Regions from separate parts of the Mus musculus genome. Here region 2 is linked to region 1. The links are chromatin loops, found by intact Hi-C in ENCODE. Cell type or tissue: left cerebral cortex. All regions are shown on one strand. Each heading gives the region's core, and the rest is flanking DNA. Links, peaks and the distances in the headings are about the cores only.

Region 1 (11,798 bases), core at 1,275-9,274:
CAAAGAAAGAGCTGAGCCATTTTCTTTAAGGATATATTTAGACCTGACACGGGACTTCAGTCTTTGCAGAGCTGAGGGACCCGGGTCTGACATCACAGACTTCCCACCATAGCTGTCATTTTGACAGGTGAGTGCAGGCAACTTTCAGAAAGCCTTGTTAATCTTGAGGTGAAATAGCGGGACTGACACTTGTGGTGATGCTCCACAATAAGGCCATTCAAATCACTTTCATGAGGGTGTGGATGGAAATGGAGTCTGATGTCTTCTGTACATGTCGCCACTGGATCACATTTAATACTTGTTTTGTGCCCATCTCTCATTTGGTGCCTTATTCTTTGGATACCAACACATGGTGCCTATTAATCCCATGGACAGGGAAGATGGAATTAAGGGAGACTCAACCGCTAAAGGAAGAACTTTCCATGGATCCAGAGACTGGCTAGAGTTTTTTTGGAGCAAACATTACCAGAGGGATGTTGAGTACAGTTGTTAGTCCACACTTTCCTATCTCTTTAGCCTACCCTATACAGCACTGAATATCTGGAGATGAATTTCATGGAAAGTGAAAACAGAAAAGCCAATCCCATATCTGGCATTTTTACAAGAAGACAAACAACTAGCTATTTCTTGCAGTTTGGGAAGCAGGTAACTTTTCTTTTTGATTTTTATCCTTGGCACTGACAGCAGTGTTGGATTAGGACCACACTCAGAGTCAGATTTGTTCTCCGTTACCAGTCTTGTTTCTTCATGAGTCACACTGGCCATGCAGCCCAGAGATGCTGGACCAGGTCTTTGCTCTGTCTTCTCTTTGTTTACCTGCTCACAGGGCAGGTGGTGGCTTCTTCTTCACTCCAGTGTCCTTTGGAAAACTACAGCACCTGCAGGGCAGAACATAGGCACGTCTCCGCCTTTCAAGTCTCGGTTCTCCAAACCTTTCTTCCGAGAACCGCAGGTTTCCAGCTGCCATAAGGCGCTGACTTGCTTGATTTCAGCAGGAATCCTACACATCTACAATACATTACTGTTGTTGTTGCATATGCTTAAGACACACCCAGAGCTGGAACTCAGTGGAAATGCATGACCCATGCCACCTGTCTGCTGTATCTGTGACTCAAATCTCTGTGCATGTGGGAATATGTCTACATTTGCCTTAGTCAAAAGCACGTATGGACCATGCACCCTTCGTTAGCCTCTCTTGTCACAAGCACCAAAAGTGAGGAATCCCTGCTTTTTAAAAAAATAAATAAATAAAAGGCTTGGAGATGGCTCAGTGGGTGAAGACATTTGCCCCCATGCCTGATGACCTCCTTTGGATTTCTTGAACCACCATGGTGGAAGGAGGGAGAGTGATTCTAGCCAAGTTTCCCTCTGACCCATACATATCCACTGTGGCATCCAGGCATACATACAAACATACAGAATAAATAAACAAATGTAATACAATTCTTTTAAGTTTTAAGTGTTTATAAAATTAATAATTAAAGAAACAAGAACAAAACCAAAACCCTTTCAACCCTGCCAACACCTAAGGAGAGTGCTAATGGCCGAATCCCCTGAAGCCTCCCCCTCTGGGCATCACTTCATGCGTTGGTTCTTTGAGCTACAATCAGTCTTGCTTTCTCATCCTTCATCTCTTCACCATAATGCATGGTGTTCCCTGCCAGTTTTCACTTCCTCTATCATCCATCCATCTCTATCTTCTAGCTCTTCTCTATATTTCCATCTGTCTGTCTTTATACATCTCCATACCTGCCAACGAGAGTCACGAGAAGGAAAGAGCCCTTGTGAGTTTAATGCACTGCCTGGATACTGCAGTGCCCACCTAACACCTGAGGTGACACATTCTATCCTTGCCTAGACCTCCCAAAGAGCGTTTTATTAGATTTTCTAACCTTCTGGGAAGGGATTTGGGAGAGAAAACAATGCCAATTTCTAGAGTGTTCCAGACACGATGGGCCTCTTCCGAGAGGCTGAAATCTTTCACTGGCTGCTGCTGAGCACTGCACATGGTTTGAGGACCCTGGAGGTGCTCAGGGGGTTCAGAGATGAAAAGGTCATAGCTGTGACTTCTAAAATTGACCAGTAAGTGTAATGGATGAAGAACCAAGCTGAAGACACCTGCAGACTAGTGAAATTTGACCAGTCAGGTTGTAGACTGGCCTAGAAAAAGAAGTGTGTGTCAGGAAGGCTTTGTGTCAGTGACACACAGTCTGAACCTACTAACTTATAAGGAAGGCTTTGTGTCAGTGACACACAGTCTGAACCTACTAACTTATAAGGAAGGCTTTGTGTCAGTGACACACAGTCTGAACCTACTAACTTATAAGAAGAGTTTATTTCAGCTCAGGGTTTCAGGGGTTTCTGTTCCCTGCTGGTTGGATCACTTGCTTTGGGCCTTGTGGTGAGGGCCACATGGTAGAGTAAAGCTAAGAAGGAAAGAGGCAGGACCTGGGCTTCAACATGCCCCTCAAGGAACCCCCCAAAACTTAACTTCTTCTCAATTGGGTCCAACATGACCTTCAAGGACACACCCCCAGTGACATAACTTCCTCCTGCTGGATGTCTCCCATACTAGTTCAGCTACTTTCTTTTCTTTTTTCTTTTTCTTTGTTTTGCAAAGGATCCCCTATTTATTAGCAGGATTTTTTTTTTCCTAAAAACACAAACATGAGACCTGAGCATGGTACCCAGAGTGACTCGGCCCTTCGGATGGGGAGACACCAGGACATAAGCTGTGGGGCTTTCCTTTCACCCCAAGTTTTAGCTTCCTCACTCACTCCGGGGCTCCCACACTACCCATGACAAGGAAAGGAAACCACTAAGATTCCCAAGCACAGGAAGGTCACAACCACCTTAAGGCTGCTGATGCTGACTGCCCCATGTTTCAGTCTGTAACTCTAGCGTATCAGAACCCACCGTCAGACAGCTGCTCCACTGACCCTCGCTGTCCTGACCAGCTAGCCTCCAGCCGGGCTTCTGCACACCACAGAGCATGTGCGCTAACGTCCACTTGCAGTGTCTGTGTTCAAGTATAAAGTTTCGTTCAGGACAGACCACGTCACTATAGTGCTTAAAACTCTGTAGTATCTACTAGGGTCACACTCTTCGACAGGTTTCAAAGGTGGCACAATCCATGAGCAAGTACTGGCAACTGTCCCACACCACCAGACTTGTTCTCCATCCAATATGACACCACCACAGTCAAGGCTAAAATCTCACATCAGTAATGACATGGCCAGACTTTCAATAACTGGGCCTTTGAGGACATTGACTCAAGTCCCAATACAGGGAAAGGCAGGCCACTCTGTCTGAGCAATGTGACTAGGGGTCAGAGAAAAGCTAGGAGGTCAGGGAGGAAGAAAAACTGGCAAAATGGGAAGGGAAATTAATAGCTTCCTCTAGATCATGAACTTGTCTTTCATCTTTATGATTGGATTCTTGGGTTCCAGAACAGTGTCTGGAACATGTCAGATGTTCAAGAAACTAGTGACTGGATTTTCTTTTCTTTCCTTCTTTTCCTTTTTTTCTCTTTGGACTGGCCACTTGCTGAAAGGAATCCTGCCCCAGCCCCTCTATACTGCCCCCCCCCATGGCATTAGGCAGGTATATCTTGGGAATTTGGACCATCTGTTTGGGGCTCCATGGAAAGAGTACACCAGATGGATCCCAGGTCTATTTTGGTCTTCACTTTGCATGTTTCCTCCTTCCCTGCATCCCATGCAGATGGATACTGTCAGGTTATTTATAGCAGGAGTTTACATACAATAATGGAACAGTTGTCCTAATCCCAATGCCAATCGGATAACTTTGGTTTTGCATTCTTCAGAGGACCTGCGTCAATCACGGTATTAATACACGTGGTACTGAGACTGCTTCCCTGTAGGATCTAAGGCCATTGGATTAGATCGCCTTCCCTGAGTCGGCTCTCTCCTTGATGTGGAACTCAGTCATTTTGTGTGCAGCATTCCCTGTGGGCTTTAGGAACAGCCCATCCACAGATGTAGACACTGTAAATAAAATGAAGTTCTGGAAAACTGAACTCAGTGGGATATTAAATAATTAATACACATAGACAAGAATGCAAAGTTGGTTCTTCATACAAAGGCAATTATAATTTGGTGATTTATACTAATGGATAATTTAAGACATTTCATTCATCCATTGTGGGTTGGTCCTGTTGCTATTGGGTTTGTGGAGAGGGAGCTCATCATGGTGGGCGTTTATAGCAGACTAACATGTACTTAGGGTCTGCCCTAAACATTAATGTGCATTCATGTGATGCAGTAGTATACAGCTATGAAAAGGTGCATACCAGGCAATATTTAATAGTATGAAAATGGCTACCATACACAATGAAAAATTTTAGGCTGTTTCATATGCACAAATGCATACATATGATTTAATCTTAATTGTTAATGCCCAGATAAGAAGACAGAAATCGAAAGACTGTGGGTGGCATATTTATTGTTCCTAATTTTCTGTTTTCAACAATATTTTTATAGTAAACATTTAGTATTTTTTTCTTTTTTTTTTCTTTCTTTTTTTTTTTTTTTTTTTTTTTTTGCCTAATCTAGAAAGAAATCTGTCATGGATGCTGTTTTAAAGAGTAGTCCTCCTGGTGTCTTCCAGGGTAGAGGTTTTATATCTGAATTAATACTAGAGACTAGCTAAAGGCAATCCACTATTGAAAAGGGAAAATACAAAGTTGGTAGTGCTGGTCTGTAAAGCAGGTATTTTAAAGGCCACTCTTAATTTAATCTCAAAAGGAAAAAGACAGATAGTGTTTTCTCTTCAGAGCTTTATCAATCAGGTTTGAACATGATCCAAGCATCTTGAATGTGCCCTAAAGCACGCCTATAAAGAGACACACATATGGGCAGAACACGAACTCTCCAGATTCTGGAAATTGCTAGTGTTTTAAGGTTGGTCATCTAATAAGTTTCTCTAGGAACTGAGCCCAACCAATGGCAGTGAAGGAATAACAGGACAGTTTTGGGGAGAGGCAGTTCCTGGAACAAGCCGAGGCCAGACTTCTGCTCAAACTCATGCTTTCTGCAGTCTCAAGCTTCTTCGCAATTCAGGTGTTTGCAGAAGCCTCTGCATGGCGCACAGCCTTATGTGCGAATCCTTGGTTAAACACGCTCATTTTCCGAAGCCTCAGGGAGACCGTGTGACTCACCTCTACTGTCTTGACTTGAGCAGTGCAGCTATAAGGGTTATACAGTGGGTTGCAATGATCAGCAGATGTATTTCTTTTCCCTGGTTCACATCCCCCTGACAGTGTCATCTGCCCAGATGCAGCATCTCTGAAGCCAGCCGCATTGCACACACTATTTTTAACCAGAAGAAGAGCCATATCTAACATAGTCTATGATGGCACTGTAATTAAAATGTCTTACATAGTCAGGAAGTCCAATAAATAAAGGACAGCAACTGTTATATTTCAGGATAAAGAAGTGCCAGGATGTAGATCCGATTTAAAATCCACCTACTGATCCATGTCCTCAAAACTCAACCCTGCAAGTGAGAAATAACTAGCAGTTTTCTTTGCAAAGAAACAGGGTTGGGGGAGTTAGACAGCCTGGGGGTGAGAAACATAGAATGTAACTTACCTGAAACCAACTGCTGACTGGGGGCAGTCAGGTACTAAAGACAGAGCCTATCTGGAATGACCTGACTCCCACCCCTTTGGTTCTCTCTCTCTCTCTCTCTCTCTCTCTCTCTCTCTCTCTCTCTCTCTCTCTCTCTCTCTCTCTGTGTGTGTGTGTGTGTGTGTGTGTGTGTGATATCACCACCAACAAAGAGAACATGCTTTCCTTAGCTCTCCACACTCTGCTTCCTGCCAGTTTGCATTGTACCATAGGGTTCTGTCACTGTGAATCTGGGGACATTGGGGACATTCTGGAGGCTCTTGGTTTTATAGTGCTGTTTAGAATTGGCTCCAGGGAAATTTTTGTTCCTCTAAATTATTTGGTATAGCTGTTAGAAATATATGTATCTTTTTGGCCCTATGCAGTATCTCACTTTCCAGTGGACAGAATGTGGTAGGAACCTTTCCCATAAAAAGAGAGACAAGAAAATCCAATTTGAGGCAAAATTCCAAGAAGACAAGAAAACATCACTGATGCTGTTCCCTGCTTTGATTTGAAGGACTCCTGTACTGCTATCTTTATGCATGGGTGACAGTTGCTGCACCTCTGACAATGATCAATGGGAAATTGGGCACACACTGTAATTTCAGCACTTGGGATGCTTGAGATTTGGGTAGGAATCTGGGGTACACAGTGAGTTCCAGGCCAGCCTGGGATACATAGAGACGCCCTGTCTAAAAACAGAAGCAAAAATACCAAGGTGTCATTGCACTGTCAGATTCTCTGTGTCCTTTGTAAGTTTTAATCTCTTTGATGTATAAGTTTCACATAAACATGTCAAGCCTTCTACTACTCTGAAGAAAACAAAACAAGTTGTCAATCCTCCCTTGTAATTCTGCCAGATTTGGTTTATATATTTGATGCTTCTTTACGAGTTTATACAAGATCCAAGTTATTTCCCCCCAGTCAGTGAAATGCGTCATGATTATTATAAACTAACAATCATAATAATTAACATTACCATTCATGTTAAATATTAACATTATTTAAACATCAGCTCCCCGATAGAGGAGCTATGGCCTCTTGGATGGAGTCCATGCAGAGTTTGTTTGGTTTTACAGTCTGCTCACCTAACACGTTGCCTGGCATATAGATGTGTTTGTTGATTCAAAAACACAATTCCCAACTCAAAGAGACAGTTTATTCTGAAGCTAAATATGAGGCACCGTGACCCAGGAAGACAATTTAGATTACTTCAAATTCCATGGTCTATCATGGCAAGTAAGCATCTGATGAAGGGTTCACGGTAAGAGAATGTGAAGGCCATAAAGACAGTTTTAAAATACAATGGCAGAAACACCAGGCAGGAGGGTTACAAATGTGTGCCCTGTGACCAACAGCTTTATGGGTCCCAGCTCCAGAGCGCTTATAACTACTCTTCTCTATGAGTTCCTGTGAGTTCAATTGTTTTAGACGCTGCATGGGTGTGAAGCAGGTAATGTTTGTATTGTGGAGACTGGCTTTTATCACACAACGTTATTATGCCCTTCAGTCTCGTTCATATTTTCACAAGTTGCAAGGATTTCATATACACACATACACACACACACATACACACCCACACAATCTTAATGTATATGTGTTTGTAGAACGAGGGTGTCCACTCAGGTGTTGGCTTTGCCTTACCTTGCTCCTTGTTTGACAGGGTCTTTTACTGTTTGTGTTGTACAGGCCAGGGTAGCTGGCCTGTGGGCTCCAGCATCCTTTTGTTTCCACATGCCATCTTGACAAAGCAGCATGGAGAGTCCATAAGTGTCTGACTGCTGCACCAGGCTCTGAGTGAGCTATGGGGATCGGAGTTCATGTCATGCTTGCACGGCAATCATTTCAGTCACAGAAACACCTCCTCAGCCCTTGCATTCCTCTTTTTCAAGGATGAATAACTTTCTACCATTCACTGGGGGTGGGGGTGGGGGAGGCTGGAAGCAGCCATTCCAGAACAGCAGTAGTGAAAATGGCTGTGTTCCTGGCATAAAAGCTCACTCATAGTGTGGTTCTGCTTTCTGCCTCTCTGCTGGGTGTATGAAAAGCTCTTGGGCAGACTAAACCAGTGCTGGGGTACATTCTGTCCTCACCACCATTGCCATGGGGGTGAGAAGTAGTGGAGTATAGCCTAAGATGGGGGCCCCAGCCCGGGGAGGCGGGGGAGAAAGGATGGCAGAGCAGGCTGAGGCCGAGGAGGCAGGGGTTCCCAAACCACACGGATTCCAGCTTAGCTCAACTGAGTGTCTGAGTCCAGAGGGCAGAGGAGCCTTCTGCAGCTTAGTTTCTGTATGATGGAGACTTAGGCAGCTCGGGTCTGTATGATGAAGGCTTCCCTCTATGGCAGTTCTTGATGACAGAGATAGTCTTTGCTTGTCCAAACTGTTTATTCATTGTTCATTGTGGAAAATGGGTAATTCGACTTACTCAGAGTGGACCAGAGGTCAAATACCTTTTGCAGGAAGGAATGTCTGAGAAGGGAGGCTTATTGGATAAACCCTCAGGGCCCATCTAGATATTTAATTAGCATGGAGAACTCTGTGTTCTATGCTATCTAGCTGTCAAGATCCCCATGTGGGGTGTTGTGGTCACATGCTCTAGGACAGGACTGGCTCAGGAGTAGTTGAAACGCCTACCATTCTCAGTTATGAGGATTCACTGGGGTTTCTGAATCCACTCAACCTTCCCAGTTTTTGTCTGGTGATACAATTCCACTTGTCCCACAACACAGGCCAATATAGCTCTGCTTGTACTATATTCATCCTTTGTAAGATTGTTCATTGACCGAATAATCCTGGAGTGGACCTGGGAGACAGCAACTCTCCTTTCAGCGTGCACTTAGTAGTGGGGTTGCTGGATTCCATGGCAATCATGCTTTACAAATTTTGAGGCAGGTCCATACAGTTGCCACAGTGGATATCACCCTGATGAAGAACAGCTATATATCAGATGAAATCACTAGAGCTCTCTACCTCTGTAATTTTTGGTGACTTTATTGAAAGCTAGTTGACTGTGTATGAACTGTTTGCTTCTGGAATTTCTAGTTGGTTCCACTGGTCCATTTTTCTTTGATAGTCGCATATAATTTTGATTACTATAGCTTTGTAATATATTTTGAAGCCAAGAATCGTGATACCTTCAGCTTTCCTTTTTCTGCATGCTGTCACTTCCAACTACCAGGGCTCCTTTCACGTGAGTTCTTTTGTGGTTTTGGCTTGTTTTTTTTTTTTGTTTGTTTGTTTGTTTGTTTGTTTGTTTTTTTCTATCTTGCAGAACTTCATTGGGATTTTGATAGGGACCACAGCATTACTTCTTTCAGTCTCAGCATCTGCAATAGCTTCCTGTTTATGCCTTCAGTTGATCTCATTAATGTTTTATAGTCTTCAGTGTAAAGGCCTTCATTTCCTTGATCAAATTTATCCCTAGAACTTCATTCTTTTTGATGCTGTTGTTTGTTTCTTTATCATATTAACTTTTCTTTCTGGGACAATTCTCTCTTCCTCCCCAAAGTATATCCTTTACATTTTTTTTAATTTAAATTTTTGGGAAAAGGTCTGTCTTAGTTACTGTTCTATTGCTGTGAAGAGACACCATGACCAAAGCAAGTGGCAGAAGGAAACATCTAACTTGGGGCTTGCTTACAGTTTCAGAGTGTTAGTATACAGCTGTCATGGTGGGAAGCAGGGCTGTGGGCAGGAAGGTATTGCGCACTAGAGCTGTAGCTGAGAGCTTACGTCATCAACTGCAGACAGGAGACAGAAAGACAGAGAGGTAGAGGAGAGTGGGCCTGGTATGGTCTTTTGAAATCTCAATCCCACCCTCAAGGGCACATCTCCTCTAATAAGGCCAACATCCTAATAAGAATTAAATAGTCTACCAACCAGGAGTCAAATATTCAGATATATTAGCCCATAGGAGCTATTCTCATTCAATCCATAACAGAGTCCAACCTGGGCTCAAACGGTAACCAGGAAAGACCTTACATTTCTGACCTCCTGCATCTACTTCCCACAAGCTGGGACTATAGCTGTGAACTGCCACACCTGTTTTATTTCGTGCTGGGGATGAAACCCAGGGTGTTGTGCATGTGAGTCAAGCACTCTACCAATTGAGCTATGTTATCAGTCTCCAAAGTATATCTTTTAAAGTTCCTTTTATGATAGCTTGTTGGTGACAAACTCTATCAGATTTTATGTATCTGATAGAATTTAATATGTCTTGGAAAGAGGTAAACAGGGTTTTCTGGTACTAGAAATAAGAGACACAATGGGAGAAGTAGGGGTCCAGGAGAGTTTCTAGCAGTGTCACTCATGGGGGCGGGTAGGCATGGATGACATAACAGGAAACAACATAAAGTGGTGCCGCCAAGTACTGCTCACCTGGAACACATGCTCCCTAGTGCATCCCTCGACCAAGCTGAGTCCTGGTTCCTATGACCTTTCTGAACCAATGGCAGCTGAGTCCTGGGTCATGTGACCTTCCTGAGCCAATGGCAGTTGTGTTTATTCATTCACCAGTTCTTCATTGAAAATTTCCGAATCTTCAGTTTTACATTTATTCATTATCTAGTTTATCAGCTAAGCATTTTTTTCTTCTTATAAAGCCTGAACAGAAGTTCCTGGGAAGAAGAACCGCACCTTCCACTGAGCCTTCTGCAAGGCTGATTGACTGGTGAGACCTTCAGTATTGAGTAGAAGTGGAGATATTGCAAACGTTGGGTCAAATTATCTTGGACTCGTCTTTAGCCTCCATTAATAGCCATTCATTGGCCTGCTCAGTATGTGACCTAACATCTTGGTGACTATTCATTACGTAAATCATTTGGAACGTTGAAACAGAATCCTGTATTCCACCAGCTAAAAGGCTAAAAATGTCCCCAGACGTCATCCAAGGTCCATGAGATTTCCCTCCTTTGTTGTAAGCCACCTACCTGATGTTTCTGCCACTGTATTTAGTAATGGGTTTTTAAAAATACGACTTTCTTGTTTTGTTACAGTAAACCCCTCCCTGGCCTGTTATCATGATAGACCATGGAATCTGGAGTAATCTAAATTGTCTTCTTGGGTCATGAGCACTCATATTTGGCTTCAGAAGACACAGTCCCTTTTTAATTGATAATTGCATTTTTTGAGTCAACAAAAGCATCAGCTACACTCTAGGCAGCCTGTTCAACGAAGAGGCTGTGAAGATGAGCCAGTCCCGTGTGGACCCCACACACGAGGCTCCGGCAGCTCTGCGTGAGGGAGGGACACACAGTACAAAGGTTTACATAAACGTGAGTACCTGATTTTGTGAATGAACGTCCTGGGCTCTGAGAACCTACAACCAAACTATGGACTCTCAGGAGAAATGGTTAGGACCTCTGAAGCTGGGGTGGGCAGAGTGGTTAGAGAGGAGCGGGTGGAGTCTCGAATGAGAAAGTTGGGACAGATGGAGCCCCTAATCTTCCTTTTAAGGAGATGTTTTTATCTTGGGAACAGTAGTGGCTGCCGACAGATTTTAGGCAGGGGGGAAGCCCACGTCAGGTTTGTTTTAAAGACAGACTGACTACAAGCTTGTTAGCCATTCTTACTGCAGTGGCCTGGCTCAGGGGACTGCAGAATGACTCTGGCTTTTTCCAAACAGCAGCTCTCTGCCTTGTGGAAGGGAAGTCTGGGTATGTCCACTCAGGGTGGGGGTGGTGCTGCTGGAGACACAGATGATGGACAGGCACTGGAGGCTTTTCTAGGACAGGGCAGGACAGTTGGTTCCTCTGCTCTACTGCAGGCAGACCTTAGGAAGATCTGAGTGCCTTCAGGAGGCAAAGACATTAATTAATGAAGAACATCCCCGAAAGCCCTCATAACCCTTAGCTTGTATCTGAGGCTGCCAGGGGCCACTCCTCACAAGCACGAGCCAAGATGCTTCAGCACAGAGTCTGGCAAGCAGGCTGTGCCCTGCTCTCATTCACGTGACTGTCTGTCCCTGTAGGATCCCATCTTTCAGTCCCCTCTGCCTCTGAGCCCCGTATCTCTAATAGGAAGAATAAAGAAGCCAGAGCAGGACAATGCCAGTGGAATCAGGGTACCAGAAGGAAGATAAGAATCAGCAGGAAAGAAGGCATTTGCAGTGTCGAATGGAGGCAGAGGGCCAAGGAAGGGTAGGGAGCCTGGGTCTGAGCACAGA
Region 2 (11,798 bases), core at 1,245-9,244, 63 kb after region 1:
GTGCGCGCTGGACCTGACCCTTCATCTAAGATAGGTCCCACAGGTTAGCACCCTGGGGAGATAAGCTTAGATAATACTTAGAAATTCAGGGTGCAAACATTGTGTGATGACATATAATGTTCATTATGCTAATTACACCTATCTACCTTCTTGCTTGTGATGGAGACACTGGAAGGAAATGCGTAGAATGGTTAGGATGGTTGTAAAGAGTTGTGGGGCTCTGGGTAACGTCTTTTTTTGTCTATTTCTTTATTGTCTCTCTCATCTTCCCTAATGTGCTTCATGACTCTGGATATAGAAAAGAAAACTATGCCTAACGTTAAAACATGGCCTAGAGTTGAGGGTGTTTTAGATTTGTCTTGATATTTTAACTTAAAAACATGAAATAAAATGTAAATATAGATTTTAAATATTAAATAGTAATATGTCAAATGATAAAAACTGCTGTATTTTCCCCATGTATACTCCATTTTCATCATCTCAAGGTGAACACTTGCAAGTGTTTGGGGTGTTTTCCCACTTTCAGTTGTCACCTCCAAATTCCTAAACAAGATGGCTGGCCTGCCTCCCTGCCAGCCTGGTGTTCCCTCCCTCCTCTCTCCCTCTCTCTTTCCTCTTCTCCTCCCCTCCTTCCCTCCCCTCTACTTCTCTTCCCACCCCTCTCCTTCCTTCCCCTCTCCTTCTCCCCTTTTCCCTTCCCACAAGAAGGCCATACATCAGAATAAACAAATTTGGGGAATTTAAATGATCTCTTCAATAATCTCTCCCTCCTCGACTTTGGGGCTCTTTTGAAATATCAGTTGTTTGTATTTTGAACATCTTCATTATTGGTCATATCTCCTTATCTTTCCTCTGTAATTTTCCATTGTTTTTAATTTATATCTTGGAAGAGGCCTTAACTTTGTCATATAATAAATACCTCTTACTGAATGTTTAAGTGTTCGCTTTGTTTTAAATTTTGAAAAGCCAGTTCTTCTGTTGGATGTAGAGTCTCTTATTTCACAATGCACCATGTCCTCATCAGTACTAAGTGTAGCTCATCGGTCTGATTTTCTTCTGTCTTGTCTGGTTCCTAATTCCCTTCCTTCCCCCTGCATCTGTTTATTCTAGTGCATGACTTTCTTACTGGGAACTTTAAGTGTCTGTTGACTCCTGGCTCTAAGCTTACATTTAAGATGAGGATATCAGATAGATATCTGGAGACTCTAGGTGGAGAAGCAGGGCTTATGAAAAGGTCAACTTCATTTTCCAAAAGACAAGAAGTAGGTGCTTGCTGGCTTCATTGGGGAACCCCCTAAAATAAAGGTCCTTAGTGTATCAGGAGACAGCCAGCCCATTTCTCTAGAAACCAAACTCCCGGTCTCTCCGTGAGTTAGGGTGTGAATGTTGGTGGACCAGGTATCTCATAAGATCTAGCATGTTGTCAGGTCTGGTATTGCAAGGCCACAGCCTCCTCTTTGCCACCCCTGACCTCACTCATCTTTTCTTTATATCACATGTCTCATGTGTACAAGTTGGCCTCAAACTTTATATGCAGCTAAGAATGCCTTCTGGAATAATGGGTAACCTTTCTAAACTCAGTTTCTCTAGAGAGACATCTAGTTTTATGAAGGAGAGTTACCCAGCTGATTATGCCAGGACAAGGAATCCTGATCCAATACTCCAGTCTAGATTTTAGCTCTCACTCTTTGGTTATATGATGCTTCCAAGTTCTAAGGCTTTCCATAGTCCTGTGTCTGAATACACTCACTTGTGGGCGTCTTTGACAGGACATGGCCAAGTTCAGAGAGCTCAAGCCTGAGCTGATCCCGCTTTACCCAAACAATTTTATCTGTTAAGTTATGCCATCTACAATACACTGAGGAAGAACGAACTTCACATTAGGCGTGTTAAAGCCTAATGCGAAAATGGACACCAGCACATCTACCATCCAATTTGAAAACCAGCACATTGCTAATATCAGACAATTTCCCCTTTGAGAGATTGCTTTCTAGGAGAGTGAACGGGAGCTTTTTCATTAGTGCCACAGCCTTGCCCACTCCCCCGTCTCCATGTCACACCATTCCAGGCCAGTCAGTCCCCTTGCTTCATCTTCTAGCTCTCTTGGCCTCTCCCTCACATTTTACATCTGTTCCCTCTTTATGTTCTCAGAACACAATTTACCTAGACTCTCATTTGAGCAATAGTTGGATGGATGAGTCAAAGAGGGGAGGTGACCAGGGCAAGTTCTTCAGAGCCACTATAGGGAGTCTCTGTGGGATCCCTTTGGGGGTGCAGGGGGGTTGTCTCCTAGACAGGAGCTTGTCTGAGGCTTATCTAGATGGAAATCTTTATTTTAACATTTGTACTTCTTAGTGACACTTGAGATGAGACATATTAGTTACCCTGACTAAAGAGCTGAACTTCCTGATGTGGTTTAGCGTCAAGGAAAGGCAGAAAGTCTGCTCACGGGCTGCTTGTCTGGAGGAACCATGGACTCTTCTAACAAGCACTGCTTATTTCTGGTGATCGAAAACCTCTTCACAGTATGTCACCACTACTGGTGACACTGGGTAACAATGCAGTAGAATGCACAGTCCTTTGGCCTGATCTTTCCGTGAGCCTACTCCCCAGAGTGCAGGACACTTAAAAACATTCCCCTGTAGGAGGTTAATGTGGTCCACTTCACACCCGGGCTCATTTTATACACCAGCCCCTTGATGCCCCTACAACTGCAGTTTCAGAATCTGCCCAGGGGTCAGTTTGGCTCTTCTCTTCTGCAAGATGGGGTAGGGTCCTATCTGGCAGGGCTCTGGGTGCTACCCCACTGGGTAAGCATGCTCTCTGTCTCCCAGGTCCTCATCTGTCTTCGAGGCAGGTCTCTAATGACCCCAGCGCTGGCCTGCTCAGCAGGACTGCAGATGTTGTTAATGGATGGGAAATTACCCAGCGCCTTGCAAGACTCTAGTGAGTGTTTGTTCCTGAGCCCTCACAGGCCTGCATCCTGTGTGCGCCCAGATGAGTCCTTCACCAAGACACAAAGCACAGAGTGCTACTCTGCCCCGTGCCTCCCGACGGCTTATGTATACTCCAGGCTGTAGTATACGTGTGGGTCACTCTCGATTGTAGGGATGCTAACCTCCACACCCACCCCAAAAATCGTCTCCCCACAAATTAAAAAATAACTTGTTACTACTTATTAGGAGATCAATGCATTTTCATGGATGGAAAATTTAGAAAAAAAAAAACACAAATCGGCAAAAAGAAGGAGGAAAATCCATACTCCTGTCTTCTAGAGAGAAATATTATTAAGATTTTAGGTTATAACTTTATGGAAACTTTTCTGTATAAATATGAAGATATGAAATAACACTATAAATAGGAAGATATGAAATAACACTATAACAATAATGTGAATCATAACTAACATCATTGACCGCTTTATAAGTTTGTTTCCATTTGTGTAAACACTAAATTAGTTGTTTAGTGTGCAAGTGAGAGGGAGAGGGGGGAGGGAGAGGAGAGGGAGATGGAGACTAACAGAGAGAGAGACAGAGAGAGAGAGAGAGAGAGAGACAGAGAGAGAGAGAGATTCAATTGTGTGGTTCTCAAGTGTGAGCTTTGTAGATGAAATTGTTGCGTTGTAGTGTGGAAAGGTTTGACATGGCTGAACAGATTAGTGTTGAACAAAATGACTCACTCTGGAAAAAAAAAACCATTTATTCCTACCTCTGAATTAGGACAAAACTGAATTCCCAATGGACTAATGACCCTGTGTATGACAGAGAAAGACAGGAGCCATATAGAAGGGGTGTAGTCTTTGTGACTGTGGAGCTTGGAGCAATTTCCTATCTGAGACCCAAACAATAGAAACCTTTAAAAGAAAAATTACTGGCTACATACAGTCAAAATTAGAGATTTCAGTTCGGAAGAGTTAACCTACCTGACAGACAGAGTTAGAGAAGATGTTTGTTGGGCTTGAAATCAATAAGGACTGGAGGCTTCCAGGGACTCCCATGGACTGTGGAGAGAAAGGTAGGGAGCTCCCCGGAAAACAGGGCAAACGGGGAGGCAGTTCACAGAAGAAGAAACCCAACTGCTGATAAGCATATGAAGAGACACTCTTTTCCTGGTAATCAGAGAACTGCACATTGAAGTTACATTTTGATCCACTTCAAAATCATCAGACTGATACAAATGGAAGATTGTAGGAAGTATCAAGTGCAGAGGAGAATGTGGAGAGAGAGAGAGAGAGAGAGAGAGAGAGAGAGAGAGAGAGAGAGAGAGAGAGAGAGAGAGAGACTGAGTCTGGCACTGTTGTGTGTGGAAAACTCTATACAGCACTTCAGCATCCAACTGCTCCAGAGACAGATTTTACAAATCTCTGGGGGCTTCGGGAGAGGTGGCAGCCACAGGGCATATTTGTACAAGGGGTTCCTGTGCAGTGGCCTGTGTCCCTGCAGGCAGAAGTGTTTCTGGCCAGGATCCCAAGCAACACCACTGGGGGAAGGTAGAGTTCTTGGCCACCATAATTATATTGAACATGACAGGAAGCATGGAAAAGTAAGAAGGATAATGAGAATGGTTGTCAATTAGGCACGCACACACAAAGCAAAAGCAGTATCATCTATTATTCAAGGGTAGTCATATATCTGAATGAAGAGAAGTGAAGGGGTTAGAGAAGGTGGTGGAGGTAGGTGGGGGTGGAGGTCAGGGTATGGACGAGCACACAATAACATTTAAGAAGGGCTTGTTAGCTATCAGGCACGTGGCATTAGAAAGCAGAGTTAATTCAGCCCCGCGAATCTCTGGTCCGAAAGAAAGGAAAAGAAGGTAAAATCAAATTGGAATTCGTGTGAGCAGAGGGTATCCTTATATGGCCAGAATGCTGAGATGGTCTGTTTAAGGGCTGCATAATAAATCATTGATAAGTTTCAATTCTTTATTATTTGTAATGGAGTTCTCACAACACCCTCTCCAGCTGTCAGGACCCTAGGGCGGAGCCAGAGCCTGCCAGGCTCGCTTCTTTACCTACCTGGAACCTGCAGTGAATATAGCCATAAAGACAGGGTGTGGGGACCACCTCAATATTCAAGTCACAATTAGGAGAATGACTTGGGAAAGGTCTGCAATTTCTATTCCATAAAGACAGTCTGACTATCTCTTTATCCATATTTCATTGGTTCCATCTAATATTTAAAGTCTACCCCCAATATTTGTAGAATGAAAAGCAGAAATCTAAGTGGTTCTAACGTTATTTCCCCAGTTCCCACAGCCCGCGCTGCTTGGTGTCGGTCTCTGAATTCATAACACAAACGAACAGAAGACAAAAATCGTTTGCAGATTCTGAAAGGAAGGATTTCGACAGGAGAGATGTTTAGAACGTGCTAGTCTGGGAAGCTGGAGAGGAGGCGGTCCTTAAAACCAACCAATCAAAGACCTGGAAAGGGAAGCTTCCCAAGCACCCGCCCCCTCGGGAACATCTGCTCTCCCCCCCCCCCCCACACACACCCCATTTACACCAAACTCACTTGTCAATTTCCTCAGAGAAACTTGAATGGATTTTTCTAACCTGCCCCAACTCCAAATTGATCAGTTAATTAAGCTGATCTCTAGGAGGCTGTTGAGGAACGGGCTCTTTTCTCCTTTTATGTTCTACAGTTCCAAATAAACTCTTCAGAGGCACCCACCTCGGGCAGAGGAGCACTCCTTACTAAAATCCTACTCCTTCTCCTCCTGCACACAAACAGACCCAGTGGTTATCTGTTGCTATTTATTTACGATTTATTACTTTTAAATATACAATTGTTGGGTTTTCCCAGGATTGTTGTATATTTGCTGTCTTTATTTGCTTTGAGGATTCAAAAGGAACTGGTAGGTCACTAGCTGTGTGTGTGTGTGTGTGTGTGTGTGTGTGTGTGACTTGCTGCAGTGTTACATTTTAAAGTCACTCCTTTGATCTACAGGCAGGTGAGTGATGAGGTAGTTGCTGTGTATTGTAATGCGAAGGATCACCCTCCCAAGTTCTGGTTGCCCCCAGTGAGGAGAAATCTTCACTTTCACCAAATGATGCTATGTAATCTTTCTCCCTAGGTTATCCCTAGTTGGTCAATAAAGATGCCTACAGCCAATCAAGTTGGTCCTGGGCTTGGGGTCTGAGTCAGAGGCCAGGAAGACAGAGAGGGGAAGAGAGAGGAAAATACCATGAGGTAAGGGATCATGGGGGCTGGCCAGTTGGAGTAAGAGTGTCCCAGGCAGAGCATGGGAAATCATATTTTGGGGTTATTGACAGGGAAGTAGAGAGAATAGCCATAGAGGGTTGATATCTGCCCAGCTCTAGTGCTTATAAGGCTTATTATAGATATAAAAGTGTTGTGTCTTTTAGCTGGGAACTAAGTGATCTAAGTGGGGTAGAAATTAAATTTTTATTGCATTGAGTGAGAATGGTTGATTATCTAGACCTGGCTGAGGAGGGAGTGAGGCCAGTGACCTGGGCACTAGCTCTCTCTTTAAGGTTTTTCTGGCTACTTGAAGCACATTACCTCATTGGTCCTCAAAATATCTCAGTGAAAAAGGAAGGAAGGAAGGACGGTGTACGGAATGGAGCCATGACTAGTGCAGAGTACATTGCTCATGTAACCATCACTTCCTCCTCCCCCACCTCTCCTACCTACAGTCAATTTCAGAAACTGAGGCAGAGGGAGCTGAAATTGCAGCCCTAAGTTTCCGAGAGTCTTCAGACCAAGGAAGGCCAGGGAGGCCTTTAAAAAACTGCCTAAGTAAGGGCTAAAACACACACTTAGACGATGGCATCCCTGGGTGCGGACAGCTGGGAAGTCAGAAATACACATAGGAGAGTGATGGGTAGGAGCCATGCTAAAGTTAGAGACAGGCTCTGGCTTTCAGAAGTGGCCACTTTGGGGTGCAGCTGGCTCTTCACCTGACTCAGTGTTTTGCTGATAAGTACAACCCAGTTTGGTTCACACACACACACACACACACACACACACACACACACACAGAGAGAGAGAGAGAGAGACAGACAGACAGACAGACAGACAGATACACACACAGAGACACACACAGACAGACAGACACAGACACACACAGACACACAGACACAGACCTTCCCCCGCCCCCCCCCCCACAGACACACACACACACCACATATTGAACTGACCCCATTTTGTTTAATTTCTTACATTTTACAAGGCCTTTCAGATTACTTCCTGAAAAGCTGTTTTGATAATGATTTTTAATTTTAAAGAAGAAGGTCTGATTCAAAGATTATCAACCTACATCTTACTCAAAAGTGCTTCTCAGGTGCCTAACTCAGTAGCTCTGAAGCCTTCCTTTTACTATGCAAGGGCAGCCTTAATGGAAACCACACCTCTGTCAAAAGCACAGTGACAGCTCTGGGATCCTCTGGGAAGTCCTGGTGCTTTTCTGCTCATGGCCTTTGTGTATCATGTTCTAGGTTCCAGGAAATCATTCTTCTTTGGAGGACTGATACTGAGGTCTAGGTGGCTCGGGAGGCAGGAAAACAAACAAGGAAACAAACCAGGAGGCAGAAACAATCTCCCAATGTGGAACTGTAGGCACAATAGAGTTGTATGGCTCTCCACCAGGCAGCCCACTGGGAAAGGAAGTCCTGCAGTGAAGCAGTCCTTGGAATGAAACCGGTGCCTTGGGCTGGGGATAGAGCTTGGTTGATTCAGTGATTACCTGCCAGGTGCAAGGTCCTGGGTTCAGTCTCAAGTACCATAGACAACAAGAAGTGCTGTTGCCTCCAGCTAAGTGTCTCCTCAGCATTCTAAAGCCAATGCAAATAAATACACAGCATTCACATATTCCTTCCTTCCCATAACAGCCTCAGAGGTGACATGATAACCCCCGATATTCAGGAGCTCACAAATACACAAACAATCAAACTGCAGGATGGTACCATTAACCATCATAGAGATAGATACAGAAAGCAGAGGTTTTGGGCAGAACTATGAAAGCATTTAAGGAATTTATAGAATCCAAGACAACATTTATAAGTCCTAAGTCATAGAAGGCAGCAGAGATGATATTTAACGTCAGTATGTATGTGGCATTGAAGACCATGGATTGATGACCTCCACAGGACACAGCGGGTCAAGACCTGGGTCAAGGGGGTACCCATGTTCCAGTCCCATGTTCCAGTCCCATGTTCCAGCCATTGTTTTGTCTTCATGCAAACACTGCATTAGTCCTAAACATCTTAATGTCCTCATCTACAAAATGGAAATTCATAATATAATTTATCATAGATCATACTGGAAAGTGGTGTTGGGGGACTAAGTGAGATGATACCCCTTATGTATGCTATGTGCCTAGGTGATTGCTTGGCACAGAAGCCAGCACTCAATAAGAGTTAACAAAGATTTAATAGCAATAATTTACTATACACAAAAGATTCTTCTACACAGGCAAAACAGAGTTCCTAAGTAGCTGTGTGGTTTTTCTGGCTGTGGTCGGTTTGCTACTCAACGCTTTGGTTGTGTACTGCTGTCCCAACACAAAAAGGAATGGAAAATCACAACTGTGGGCTTCATATTTGTTTCAAATGATGTAAGCCAGCGATAAAGGAAGGCAACTATCAGGAAGTCTGGAGAGAACCCAGGGCTACTATGTGCTCCAGGGAGGAGCCATCACCCCCTGTCAGTACAAAGCTCTTTAAAGGGATGAGAGACTGGGAGGGAATTTGCAAAGGGTTTAAAGAAGCTGTGATGGACTTAATGAGCGCAGTTTACAAAGACCTCTGCAGAAAATCCGAGAAAAAGCATGAGACCAGGAATGGTTACAAGAGAAGTGTCAGGAGGATGAAAGTATAAAAGAAGCTGAGCGTGCAAAACACAAAAAAGATAGTAGAACAGGTCTTAGGCAAGATTAGGGGAGGGAGAGGCCAACCGGGGCTTGAGTGGATGGCAAATGGGTAGACTCTTTATATGGAGAAGTCAGAGTCCTGTGGTAAGTACTTTTGTCTGTTTGCTCCAACAAGAATCACGGTGGAATGGAACAGCATTTAGGAATACGGGCATTGGTAAATGACAATGGGCCAGGGAGTCTTTAAGGGGCATCATGGGTGAGCTCACAGTTGGGTGCAGAGTGCGGCAGTGAATGAATTATGTACCCAGGCAACTTGCAAATGAGATTCTGCAGTCATTACTGGTTGAAATTGGAAGAATCTCAGAGAGTGGAAGAGGAGCTGAAAAAGAAACGCTGGTGAGCACAGTTGCTTATTTTTAGAAACAGAGAGGCAGTTGAGCTCACAGATTTTGCTCTTAGAATCACAGGCAGGGAAGCTGGTTGTCCACCTGGGGTAGGAATTGGTTATTGCTGCCTGAACTATCACTGCCTGACCCTACTTGCCCTTGGGTGTTGGAAGTGAGGTGGCACGGAGTCAACAACACAGACTATGGTAGCAAGTGAGAAACACCGCAAGCTCCTTTAATACCTTCCACTCTTGCCCCATTGGTCCCAAGAAAACATCTCTTCTAAACAGCAGTTGCCGATTGGCCAGCATTGTCTGCTCCAGCAATTCTTGGTCTCTCAGGCAGTCCTCAATTAGGTCCTCCTGCAGGAGGTGCTTTTGCAGCTGTGCTGGGCCCTGGTATTTACATAGAGGTGGTCTTGCTGGTCCTGCTACAGGTTATGGTTTGGATAATTGATGAGCTCCCTGGACAACAGGACAGGCTGTAAGGCAAACCACCATGGGTGGGTCCCAGTTTCTTCTTTTACTCCTTTGATCTCCTTTGGCCTAGGGTCCCCAGAGGTCAACTGAACTGTATGTCTAGATTTCATGAAGTCTCTCATGATGCTGTTGCTGAGGGAAAGAATGATTTAAAACAAACAAACAAACAAACAAACAAAAAAACAAAAAAAACCAGAGGGTGGAAAGAGCCTGTGAGGAGTCATAATCGGCAATCTCCAGCGGGAAGAGCATTTCTAACGGTTTCTACCTCTTTCCTCATTGTCTTGACCAAACATTTTTTATATTATTGTTTTTATTCTAATATTTATTACAAATCCACTGTGTGTCAGGATACATGTTTAAACAACTTTCTCACCTGCATGACTAGACGAAGTCTGATGCTGGCATTTTAGCTTCAGAATACCTGTGTCCCAAGCCACCGCTGTTTACTTACATTGATGGGCTCACTGCAGAAAGAGGGCAGATGGGGAAGACATGGGCTGAGGTCAGGAGGAGCCAGCATGGTTTTTCCAGGGGCACAACTGAAACAGGAAGCAATTTTACTGAGCAAACTGAAGCTCCTGGAGTAAGGTTAACCACAGGACCCCAGGCCCATACAGGATAGGAGGAATGGAAGAGCTTGGCTGTTTGAGTAAGCAAGACCCGGGTGGCAGGAAGCTTAATCTGAGACAATAGCATCGTGAGACAGGCAGAAGCCAAAATAGGAGGAGACAACGCAGTTCCTTAGCTTTTAGTTGGTCTGAAGATATTAGCTAGGGATTTGGACTCATTAGCATAATTTGATGGATTAGCAAGAGGAGTTAGAATTCCTCATCCCATTTTTTTTTGTCTGTCGTATTTTCAGGAACACATTAAGACTCAACCATGGTGGGAGAAAGTCATCAGCAGAGGATGCTGGGAACCATGACTTCCTGGAGGCAGCTCTTCCACAGGAGCGGAGCCAGTGTTCTCAGCGAAAACAGCCAGGACCTACCACCATTCAGGAAACAAATATATGACCCTGCACTCAGCTAGGAAGGGCGAACTTCAGAGGTCCCTGGAGCGCTCTTCCCACACTGGAAAGACAGGAACTGGAAAGGCATTTCCACGAGCGTGCCTTTCAGACTTGACTGTTGCCTACAGCCAGAATTACATGTTGCAGCTCCACCCAGACTGTACATAAGCACACATAGGCTACTGAAACAAGCATTCCAGAAAAATCACTTCCCCTTGTTGGGTTGAAGTGGCTTTGGTTTGGTCTATTCTGTTCTATTCTAGTCTATTCTGTCTAGTTCTGGTCTTTATCAAAGCTATTTAAAAGTGCTTGCCCAGATCATTCATGAAATGATTTCCTGGCTCATTAATGGGTTGTAACTCATAGTTTAAAACACGCTGGAGCTGGGCAGGCAGGTGTGGAGCTATGTCATGCTAGCCATTGCTCCAGATCAGTAGCTCTCAACCTTCCTATGCTGTGACCCTTTTAACACAGTTCCTCATGTTGTAGTGACCCCAACTATAAAATTAATTGGTTGATACTTCATAACTGCAATTTTGCTACTGTTACTGTTACGAATCGCAATGTAAATATCTTATATTTGAGTTATCTGATATGCCAACAGGGTCACAACACACAGGCTGAGAACTCAACACGTGTTTTCTGAGTGTCAGCTTTGTTTTCAGAGCTGGGTCTCCATTAGCAGTCAAGGCAAAAAACTTGTAAAAAACATCTCTGCTTTCATGGAGTTTACACCAGGAGGTCATGTGTAATAATCAGTCTAGATTGTGACAAGTACCAGAACCCAGGGAGAGCAGCAGCTCAGCACAAGGACCACGGGGTGGGTGGTGGGGGTGTCCCTGAGAAAGTGACATTACCTCTGAGGATGACTGGGGATGAGGAGCAAGAAAGAATATTCTAGAAAGAAAGGCAGTTAATATATGAGGGTTGAGAGAAGGCGAGACAAGGGAGAAGTCTCTCTGCTCAGTGTCTTAGGGTTCCTATTGCTGTGAAGAGACACCACGACCTCTGCAACTCTTACAAAGGAAACCATTTATTTGGGGCCAGCTTAAAGTTTCAGAGATTGAGTCCATTACCTTCATGGTG

The links. Hi-C counts contacts between places; a loop is a spot of excess contacts. Peaks named below come from ENCODE experiments on the same cell type or tissue, not always from the same donor. Only the 100,000 strongest peaks of a DNase experiment are listed, where the experiment ranks them.
Region 2: a loop joins it to region 1, with 2.2 times the contacts of the local background. A loop is called at or near these places in 4 of 42 quality-filtered maps.

Annotation. Positions count from the first base shown.
Region 1 is chr3:85,038,657-85,050,454 of GRCm38, forward strand. It overlaps Gm30991 (a long non-coding RNA gene), which reads left to right and starts at 10,484. Exons shown (of 5, transcript XR_867400.2): 1 at 10,484-10,525; 2 at 10,630-10,908. In left cerebral cortex, for the core only: no CTCF peak of the experiment used is centred there; DNase peaks (open chromatin) are centred at 3,689, 5,328 and 5,869; H3K27ac peaks cover 3,448 bases.
Region 2 is chr3:85,101,761-85,113,558 of GRCm38, forward strand. It overlaps Gm30991 (a long non-coding RNA gene), which reads left to right. Exons shown (of 5, transcript XR_867400.2): 5 at 5,246-6,136. Among named protein-coding and RNA genes, the nearest start is that of Gm31096, 14 kb to the right of the region's middle. In left cerebral cortex, for the core only: no CTCF peak of the experiment used is centred there; DNase peaks (open chromatin) are centred at 5,383, 6,796 and 9,207; H3K27ac peaks cover 2,593 bases.